Regions from separate parts of the Homo sapiens genome. Here region 1 is linked to region 2. A link is an interaction called in ENCODE POLR2A ChIA-PET data of the cell type or tissue named here. Cell type or tissue: GM12878. All regions are shown on one strand. Links, peaks and the distances in the headings refer to the core of each region. The heading gives the core; the rest is flanking DNA. Region 1 overlaps SLC8B1 (solute carrier family 8 member B1). Region 2 overlaps TPCN1 (two pore segment channel 1).

Region 1 (5,373 bases), core at 238-5,237, 92 kb after region 2:
GATCCTCCTGCCTCAGCCTCTCAAATTGCTGGGATGATAGGTGTGAGCCATCACGCTTGGCCAAAAAATTGTGACACTTTTGAATACTCCCTCCCCAGCCCCCAGCTCTGCCAGGCCTCTTTGGTTATGTGACCCACATGTTCCCATTTTTGCTCAAGCCAGCTTGAGGAGGGTTTCTGTCACTTGTAATCAAATCAAAGCCCCCACTGACCACCCCTCACACCTCTCTGTCCCAGGCACCTCCTAAACCTCCTGCCCATCAGCCCTGGGATCTCACGCCTGAGCCCCAGAGCTGCTCACCCAGAGCCCATGCCAGGGTGACCCTGCCACGGAAGAGCATGAGGAAGGTCAGGAACACAGCCACCATGTAGAAAACGATGTCCCTGAAGAAGGGCCTGGAGGCAGCCATGAAGGGGTGTAGGATGGTAATGCCTCCGGCCACCACTGTGGTAACCAGCACGCCAGCGCCTGGGGGGAGGAGGCCAGAGCTCAGCCACCCTGCACCCTCTCCTGCTGCTTTCCCCGCCCCCCTCACTGGGGCTGCTCTCACCAAACAGTGCCCCAAGGGCCAGGCCGGCTGTGTGCGGGTCAGAGAAGGCCACCAGGGCACTGAAGATGTCAGGTGCACCATTCCCAAATGCCAGGAAGGTGACGCCATGTGGGGAGCATGTCAAGGCGGGCCAGGATCGCAGCTGCAGCCCACCCAGGCCTTCGACCCTATCCCCCAGCTTCCCCACACGGGGATAGACATGACCCTATCTCCCAGCCTCCCCACAACTGCCCTCCCTCCAGGGTGCAGGACACTGGACAAAAGGATACTGCCACGTTGTGGGAGAGCTTCAGTGTGGTAGAAATGGCCGACAAGTTGGGGCAGAAACTACGGAGAAAAAGCGGACGGGAAGCATTTCCGTAGTAACCGGCCCCGGACCCCTATCCTTCCCCCAAACTGAGGGTGACCGAATGTCAGCCTCCTGGGACCCCTCCTCCCATTGATAAGCCAGACCGGAGCCCAGAGCCAAACTCACAACTTGGCTGCGGTGACTCCCAGAATCAGAAACAGGTAGAGCAGCCAGGAAACCTGGGTGGGGAGCGGGCGAGGAAGGGAGAGTCAAGTCCAGCTGGAGACACCAGCCCCTCTCACCAGCCCCCCAGGGCAGGGCCTCACGTAGAGAGTGACAGCCAGAGGGAGGAGGCTGGGAGGGAAGTGGCAGAAGATGCCTTCCAGGTAGTCCAGGTACCCCCCATCACTGTGGCAGTCAGGGTTGGTCCGGATGAAGTCACAGCGGTCAGAGACATTCAGGCCACACACCTTGCGGCACTGCAGGAAGACAGGGAGGGGGACATCAGCGGCAGAGACTTCCCTGAGAACTAGACTAGGCCCATCTAAGCAGCTAAACATAATGTCCCTTCAGCCTGGTCTCCAAGGCCACCATACCCTCTGGGTGCCAACTATGGATGCACTTTTAATTTTAAAAATAAACGTCTGCTTGAAATTGACATAAGTAATTCATGAATACATATTTGTTTTTTAAAAAAACCAATACATAAGATTTCTAAATTCCGCTTTCTTATCCCTGCCCTCCGTAAATCCCCCTCTCCAGTGGTCCCACCATAATTAGTTTGAAGCACATCCTTACAGACATTTCTCAGATCAATTATATTTGTATATATATCCTATTACACACTTTGTTTTGTTTAACAGAAATGGATCCATCCCAAATCTCTTGTTTCTATAATTTGCTTTTACCATTATATATATATATATATTAATATACCTTAATATACAGAATTTGAAACATACTATAGTGATTTCTATATGCAAAGCATAGTGCTAAGAGCTTAAAATGTATCTCAATTAATCTGTACAATAATTCTATGATGGCTGGGGGCAGTGGCTCATGCCTATAATCCCAGCACTTTGGGAGGTTGAGGTGGGAGGATTGCTTGAACCCAGGATTTCAAGACCAGCCTGGACAACATAGCAAGACCCCATCTCTGCAAAAAAATAAAATAAAAAATTAGGTAGGCATGGTGATGTGCACTTGTAGTCCCAGCTACTCAGGAGACTGAGGTGGGAGGATCACCTGAGCCCAGGAGGTTGAGGCTGCAATACTGCATTTAGCTTGGGGAATAGAATGAGATCTTGTCTCAAAAAAAAAAAATATGTATCTCAATTACTCTGCACAACAGTCTGCGAGGAAGGAACTATTATCATGCCCATTAAACAGTTAAGGAGACTGAGACAATGTCCGTGTGCACTCAGTGGGAGGGTCAAGGTTGGAACCCAGGCAGTTTTAGGCTCTAGGGCCCACTGTTCTCCCCTGCCTCCCCACAGAGTCTTTCACTGCAGCAGAGTATTTCATACTATGGGTGATACATCACTGAGGTAAACATTTCCCTACTGGGCATTTGGGTATGCCTAGTTTTTCAATATAGCCAATGAGCTTCCTCACACATGACTCTCTGAGCACATATGAGAAAAATGTTGTCAGAGAAGATTTGAGAAGAGAAAGTGCTGAATCAGAGGGTATCCTGGTCTGGGTTCCTCCAGAAGCTGACTCAGAGACAAAGATTGAGATGGACATAGTATGTTTGGGAGACCTGAGGAACACAAACATAGAGAAAGGGAAGTGGGCCCGGGTGTGGTGGCTCACGCCTGTAACTGTAGCATTTTGGGAGGCCAAGGCTGCAGGATCACTTGACCTCAGGAGTTCGAGACCAGCCTGGGCAACATGACAAAACTCCATCTCTACAAAAAATACAAAAAAAACTAGCCGGGCTTGGTGGCATACGCCTGTAGTCCCAACTACTCAGGAGGAGGAGGTGGGAGGAGCACCTGAGCCTGGAAGTTCAAGGTTGCAGAGAGCTATGATTGTACCACTGCAGTCCAGCCTGGGTGACAGAGTGAGACCCTGTCTCAAAAGAAAAAAATAAAAGAAATAGGAGAAAAGAAGTGGTACAGAGAAGGGATAGCTGCCAACGAAGGCTGGGTTGAGCCAGTTACCACCACCATGAGCTTAATCAGGAGGCAAGGGAGCTGGGATATTTATACACCAACTCTCATCAGCCATTGGGTGAGGACTGCTAGATGGAGGTTTTAGTTCCCCAGCACCTCTAGCCTACTATGCTTATAAGTGGTTCTAGAACAATAAACTGGCAACTGGAAGTCAACAAAAGCCCACCAAAATAGTACAGTCCAAAAGAAATGCTCAAGGCCCTGACAAGGGATCTTCAACATTGCTAGATTTTGCCAAAATGCCCTGGCCAAGCTCTACCTACATACACTCCCACCAGGAATGGGAAATAAGCAATTCTCATAAGCCTGCACCCACATTGGCTATGAGCAGCCTTATTCAGATCAATGTGATAGGAATGTCATTGTTAAACTGCAAGTCTGGCCAGGTGTGGTGGCTCATGCCTGTAATCCCAGCACGTTGGGAGGCCGAGGTAGGCGGATCACTTGAGGTCAGGAGTTCATGACCAGCCTGGTCAACATGGGGAAACCCCGTCTCTACTAAAAATACAAAAATGAGCCAGGCGTGGTGACATCCACCTGTAGTCCCAGCTACTCAGGAGGCTGAAGCAGGAGAATCGCTTGAACCCAGGAGGCAGAGGTTGCAGTGAGCCAAGATCATACCACTGCACTCCAGCCTGGGTGACAAAGTGAGACTCCATCTCAAAAAAAAACAACAACAAAAAAAGCTAAGACAGTAAATTTTAGGTTATGTGTATTTCATTATAATTTTTTAAAAGCTTTGTCAAACCACAGTTCCACCTCCTCCACAAGCCCTCTCTGAACTCCCACTAACACCAGACTGGAAGTGAGATTTCTTATCTCTGAGCCTCTGGCCTTCTCACCAATTTTTGCTAAGAGCTCTACCCACCCATACAGTATCCCCTGAGCAGAGACTGAAACCCCCAGCCCTGCCCCAACCCCTCAATCTTTCTACAGTGTCCTGTCCTCAGAAAGCACATGCCAGCTGGGAAGATGAAATCTGTGGCCAGGTAAACTGGCTCACACCTGTAATCCCAACACTTTGGGAGGCTGAGGCAGGAGGATCGCTTAAGCCCAGGAGTTTGAGACCAACTTGGGTAACATAGTAAGACCCCATTGCTACAAAAAAATTTAAAAATGAGCCAGGCATGGTGGCACACGCCTGTGGTTCCAGCTACTTCAGAGGCTGAGGTGAGAGGATTGCTTGAGTCTGGGAGGTTGAGGCTGCAGTGAGCTATGATGGCACCACTGCTCTCCAGCCTGGGTGACAGAGCAAGCCTGTCTCAAAAAAAAACAAACAAACAAAAAAAAAAACTTTTCTTTTTTTGAGATCAGGACAACCTGAGCATAATACCCACTCAGCCACTCAGCTCTACCTTTTTTTTTTTTTTTTTTTTTGGAGACAGAGTCTCCCTCTGTCACCCAGGCTGGAGTACAATAGCACAATCTCGGCTCACTGAAACCTCCACCTCTCGGGTTCAACTGATTCTCCTGCCTCAGCCTCCCGAGTAGCTGGGACTACAGGTGCCCACCGACACGCCCGGCTAAGTTTTGTATTTTTAGTAGAAATGGGGTTTCACCACGTTGGCCAGGCTGGTCTCAAACTTCTGACCTCAAGTGATCTACCTGCCTTGGCCTCCCAGAGTGCTAGGATTACAGGTGTGAGCCACTGCGCCCAGCCCCTTTTTTTTCCTTTGAGACAGAGTCTCACTCTGTCGCCTAGGCTGGAGTGCAGTAGAGCAATCTTGGCTCACTGCAACCTCCACCTCCTGGGTTCAAGTGATTCTCCTGCCTCAGCCACCTGAGTAGCTGGAACTACATGCACACAACACCACACCTGGCTAATTTTTGTATTTTTGGTAAAGATGAGGTTTCACTGTGTTGGCCAGGCTGGTCTTGAACTCCTGACCTCAAGTGATCCACCTACTTCAGCCTCCCAAAGTACTGGGATTACAGGTGTGAGCCTCCATGCCCAACCAGCTCTACCATCTAAGAGCTGTATCTGTAGCAATTCCCTTCCTCTCTTTGAGCTTCAGTCTCATTTGTAAAATGGGACTAATTATACCAACCCCATTGATAAAAGAATCAAATGAGATTACAGGTGTTCAAATTTGCCCTCCTCAGAGACTTTCCATGTAAAGTAGTTATTACCCCTATCTCCACTATTAATACCCAGTTTTCTGCATTCACAGCAGTTATCACAATCTTTATTTTGTTCATTTCCTTGTTTACTGAATTTTATTATTTTAGAGACCAGGTGCTTTGTCACTCAGGCTGGAGTGCAGTGGGGCAATCATGGCTCACTTCAGCCTCGAACTCCTGGGCGCATGTGATCCTCCTGCCTTTGCCTCCCAAGTAGCTGGGACTACAGGCATGCA
Region 2 (5,373 bases), core at 253-5,252:
GCTTTAGGGTCTGCTTAGCAAATGGATGTTCCACCGTCTCCCAGTGCTCCCCAGTCAGGGCAGAGATGTTTGGGGCCAAGGAGAGACGAGCCAGGCTCTCCCGTCTCATTTGTCCAGGGAGAATTCAGTTGAGTTGCAGGGAGTTTGGTGGCCTCCCCTGGGAACTGATGAAGGAGAGCAGTGTTTCCAGGGATGTGAGTGTGGTGGGGAGCCCTGGCTGCCTAGAAACAGGCCTCTCTTTGCTTCACTGTGTTCACCCTCATCTAGGGTGGCAGAGCTGGATTGCCCAGAAGGATTCGAACATAAACTTGATTTTTCCCCAAGTGCCACTCAGGGATGAGAAAGCAGTGGCTCTGATTTCAGACTATCTGTTTTCTTTCTGAAATCCCTTTGCAAGGCTAGGCAGTATTATCCCTATTTACAGAGGAGGAAACTATGGGTCAGAGAGGTCAAGTAACTTGTCTGAAGTCACACAGCCAGGAAATGGTTGAGCAGAGATTTGAACCCAGCATCATCTGACTCCAGAATTCCTTCCCCTTCTCCTCTTCCTTCTTTTACTTCTTCAGCTGCTCCTCCCTCTCCTTTTTTCTTCATCACCCTTAATAAATGTGAGCACAGGCCAGGCGTGGTGGCCCCCACCTTTAATCACAGCACTTTGGGAGGCCAAGGCAGGAAGATCACTTGAGCCCAGTGACTTTGAGTTCAAGACCAACCTGGGCAACATAGCGAGACCTCGGCTGTACAAAAAAATTAAAAACTTAGCTGGGTATGGTGGTGCATGCCTGTAGTCCCAGCTACTCAGGAGGCTGAGGTGGGAGGATTGCTTGAGCCCAGGAAGGTTGCAGTGGGCTATGACTGCACCACTGCACTCCAGCCTGGGCAACAGAGCAAGACCCTGTCTCAAAAAAATAAAAGGTGAGTACAGACCTTTAGCATTTATATTATCTCCTCATATAACCTCAATATAGGGTTGTTATTATTATCTGTATTTTACAGAGGAGGAGACAGGCTCAGAGAGGTTAAGTGACTTGTCCAAGGTCACACAGCTAGTAAGCAGTAAAGCCTGTCTTTCCTCCCACACCACAGTGGAAGGCGCTTTGGGGAAAGGGATGAAAGTGATTGTGGCTCAGTTTCAGCTTTAGAGAGGAATGCTGCCTAGTGAGGGAGGGTGGTTGGCCTACTAAGGGTGTGGCTTGTGTCTGGAAATAGCCAGGCTTAAGATTCTAAATGGGAATCCTGGCTGTCATCGTGAGTGTCACTTTTAAGTCCCTCCAACGTGCCTGACCTGATGGTGGGGTGTCCAGCTTTCCTGTGGGATGAAAGGGGCAAGAGAGCAACCCAGTCCTGTGTCAAGATCAGGCTTTGAATGTTGATGAATAGGAAATAGGCCAGAGACACAATAAGACTCCCCTTGGCTAGGCCACTAGCAAGGCTGCTTTTATCTTGGCAAAGTCAGTGGCTTGCTTTGGTTTGTTTCTCAAGAATAAAGAAATGTATAACTAACTGCTGGGGTCCAGGGACATTGTTTTTCCTGTACAGCACATTAGTATCTTAGTTTCTTCTCTCAGCTTCTTACTGGGTCATTTTTTAAAACCTCAATGACTTGTGGGTGTAATTCACCAAGCCTGGCTGGGAAGAAGGGTAGGACCTGTGCAAGTAAACAAGAGTTTTCAGAGGAGGCCTGCTCTGCCTTAGCATAGTAGGCCTTTGATATTTCATGCTTGGATTTTGGCCTTGACCTTCTACCCCAGCGTCCCCCTGTCCCTGCTGTCTGAGGAGCAGTCCTTCAGTCCTTTTTTTTGAGACAGTCTCGTTCTGCTACCCAGGCTAGAGTGCAGTGGCACAATCTCGGCTCATTGCAACCTCCGCCTCCCGTGTTCAAGCAATTCTCCTGCCTCAGCCTCCCAAGTAGCTGGGATTACAGGCGTGAGCCACTACACCCAGCTAATTTTTTTGTATTTTTAGTGGAGACGGGGGTTTTACCATGTTGGCCAGGCTGGTCTCGAACTGTTGGCCTCAAGTGATCCACCTGCCTCGGCCTCCCAAAGTGCTAGGATTATAGGCGTGAGCCACCACACCCGGCCCTGAGCAGTCCATCTAAAACACAAGCCCAACCTGGTTGTTGCCTTGTTTTAAAGCTTCCTGGGACTTTCCCATCCCTCTATGGGGGTTGGGGAGGGCAAGCTCTTCAGCTGGCAACGAAGCCTTGCGTGTTCTAGTGCCTTCTTGCTTGACCAGTCCCATTTCCTGCCTCAGTCCACAGCATCATACTGCATTTAGTTCGGTGAATCCCCTGTGCATTCTTAAACCTTTCCACCTTGCTGGCAAGTCAGTCTAGAATCCCTTTCTCAGCCTCTTGTTTGCTCGTGGCCTCCAGTTCTGTCTTGAAAATCCTGCTGATAACACCATCTCTTTGAAGCCTTCACTGAACTTCCCCTTCCTGACAGAGCTAATTACTCACTACCCTTTTCTGCTTCGGTATCTTGATTAGGCTTCCATTATTACAAGTAGATTATAGTGGGGTAATTACACATTTAACCATCTGATCACCTACTAGGCCCTGAGATCCATTCATCTTTTTTTTTTTTTTTTTTTTTTTGAGGTGGAGTATCACTCTGTCACCCAGGCTGGAGTGCAGTGGCACCATCTCAGTTCACTGCAACCTCCACCTCCCAGGTTCAAGTGATCCTCCCACCTCAGCAGCTGAGACTACAGGCATGTGTCACCACGCCCAGCTAATTTTTTGTATTTTCAGTAGAGCCTCTTTCCTTGGCTCCCAAATGGTTACCTTTTTGCTGTGTCCCCACGTGATTGTCCCTGAGTCTGTGTGTCTGTCCTCTTCTGATAAAGACACCAGTCCTATTGGATTAGAGCTCATCCATATGACCTTGTTTTATCTTAGTCACCTTTAAAGGCCCTTTCTCCAAACACAGTCACATTCTTTCACCATGTTGGCCAGGCTGATCTCAAATTCCTGACCTCGAGTGATCTATCCGCCTTGGCCTCCTGAAGCGCTGGGATTACAGGCATGAGCCACCATGCCTGGCCCATCCATTTGTCTTTGTATCACATAGCTCAGTGCCCACAATATGCAGGTACTCAACAAATAGTGGTCAGAATCAACGTACTTGGATTTCTGGGGCCTCGCAGCCCATGGGAGTGGCAGTGTAAGGGCCCGAGTTAGAGGTGGGCAGCCTCCCTCCTGCCGCCTCTCCTCACCATTGCTTTGAGTCCCATTGCTCTCAGCACAGCTGAGTGTCCTGGTGGCTGCCATCACTGACCTTTGTCTTTGGTTGCTGTAAACCTTTGAAGTACTAAGGAGTTGGCAGAATGCAGATGCAGGCCATCCGCGGAGTTGGCAACGACATGAGCATGGGCTACTGGGAACGAAGCAAGCTTTCTAAGGCTGAGTCACCATCAAGCCTGGCCTTTGTTTTGGCCCAGCAGCCGCTGAGGCCTTCTCAGCACTGTACCTCCACGCTCCATGTCTGGTTGGGCACCCCTAACAAAACACCATGGACTGGTGGCTTAAATGACAGAAATCTAATTTCTCACAGGTCTGGAGGCTGGAAGTCCAAGACCAAGGTGTCAGCAGGTTTGGTTTCTTGCGAAGCCTCTTTCCTTGGCTCGCAAATGGTTATCTTCTTGCTGTGTCCCCACATGATTGTCCCTGAGTCTGTGTGTCTGTCCTCTTCAGATAAGGACACCAGTCCTATTGGATTAGGGCTCATCCATATGACCTTGTTTTACCTTAATCACCTTTAAAGGCCCTTTCTCCAAAGACAGTCACATTCTGAGCTACTGGGGGTTAGGACTTCAGCCTATGAATTTGAGGGGGACACAGTTCAGGCCATCACACTCCTACCCATTCTTCAGAGGCAGGGACTGAGGAATCTGGCTGTGCTGCCTGTGACCTTTAACCCTATGTGAGGGCCTTATCCCTGCAGGAAACTGGAGGGTTTGGGTTTTTCTCCTTATATGGGCAATTGTGGATTTAATCCAAGACTCAGACATCTTTGGGCTCTAAGTGCGGCTGCTGCAGTGCTAATGAATGACTCACAGGCAGCATGGTGTCAGGTTGATAAAGGAGGCAGGTATGAGCAGAGGTATTTAAAGCCTGGAAACTAGGAATAACCTTGAAAACAGTCAGCGGGGCCACTGTTAGAGCAGTGTAGAGACAGACCACAGTCCACACCGCGTGACAGGCGGTGGTCTCACCCACCACATTCAGGGAATCAGGACGAGTCTGAATGTAGTGGGCAGTCCAAGGAATTTCCCAGGGTAACTCTGGTCACACTCAGCTCTGCCTTCTCCCTGCCTTTAAAGCCAGCTGCTGCCTAAGATGGGCTGGACCATGTGCCTTTTCTGAGTGAAGGAAGGATTGGGCTCGCGGGGGCTGGCTGAGGTCTGAGCAGGATGCTCCGTCTCTGCTTTGGTGCCGGGTTGTTTATGGTTTTCAGGTGACAGGTCCTGCAGCTAAGGCCCAAGGTCACAGCGCAGAGAGCTGACCTCTCCCTCCTTCACGCCGATGCCTGGCACATCATCTGGAGTTCCCTAGGACACAGTGCAGCCTCAGCAATGTGGAGGATCCCTGCCCCCTGGCAGGGGCCCCCATGTGGCACCCTGGTCCCCTTTTCAGGGTCTTCATGCAGCCAGGGCGAGTTGGCACCAGGCTCAGTCAAGGTGGGCCAGAGCTGTTGGCCGCAGGGCCGCCGTAGCCAGGAGGAGTTGGGAGAGATCCTCGCCGGCTGGCACCAGAGAAGAATACACCCCGAGGTGTGCGCTCCATCACTGATGTCTGTGCCGTGGCTCTGCCTCTGACCAGATGGCCCCAGCATACTTGCCAAAGAGTGAAGAAGCCCAAGGGGCTTGCACAGCTTTTGTCACTTGTGATACCATGGTGAGTGGAGTGGTTGAGCTGAGTATAGTGCTTAGCTGCTCTAAGCCTCAGCCTGCTCATCTGTAGAATGTGACCATGATGGCATCTACCAGTAGAGTCGTCATGGGGGATTGAGTGAGAGCATGTGTGTGATCACATGGTCAGTGCTCAGCCGGTCATAGGCATTATTATCATGGCAGAAACTGGGCTTCCTTGGAATATCCTCCATGAGCAGAGGTCCTGAACCCAGGCCACGATTCAGATCCTTCTTGCCTCACTCCTGGCACAGCAGGTGGCCCCTGCCAAGCTGGGACGCCTCCGTGTAGCAGCTGGAGACCAAGCAGCAATTAGATTTTCACAGGCTCCCACCGAGCTTGGGCATTTGGCTCCGCTGGAGTCATTCCCCTGGCTTTTTCAGGGCCTCACCAAGGCAGAGCGTCGGGTGTCACCAGACCAGCAGTGGTGCCAATTAAAATGAGTAAGCATCCAGCATG

The links. ChIA-PET counts read pairs that join two places held together with the same protein. Peaks named below come from ENCODE experiments on the same cell type or tissue, not always from the same donor. Only the 100,000 strongest peaks of a DNase experiment are listed, where the experiment ranks them.
Region 1: POLR2A ChIA-PET joins it to region 2 with 5 read pairs; 19 of 35 experiments call an interaction of 5 or more read pairs at or near these places.

The regions. Positions count from the first base shown.
Region 1 is chr12:113,320,031-113,325,403 of GRCh38, forward strand. SLC8B1 (solute carrier family 8 member B1) reads right to left here. Exons shown (of 16, transcript NM_001358345.2): 3 at 1,166-1,318; 4 at 1,026-1,078; 5 at 820-877; 6 at 551-656; 7 at 301-468. Among named protein-coding and RNA genes, the nearest start is that of SLC8B1, 12 kb to the right of the region's middle. RefSeq lists a silencer at 2,461-2,661. In GM12878, for the core only: no CTCF peak of the experiment used is centred there; no DNase peak of the experiment used is centred there.
Region 2 is chr12:113,227,708-113,233,080 of GRCh38, forward strand. The region is part of intron 2 of TPCN1 (two pore segment channel 1); the gene reads left to right. Among named protein-coding and RNA genes, the nearest start is that of TPCN1, 8.9 kb to the left of the region's middle. RefSeq lists enhancers at 2,195-2,544, 2,615-2,664, 3,781-4,331. In GM12878, for the core only: no CTCF peak of the experiment used is centred there; a DNase peak (open chromatin) is centred at 2,264; H3K27ac peaks cover 4,668 bases.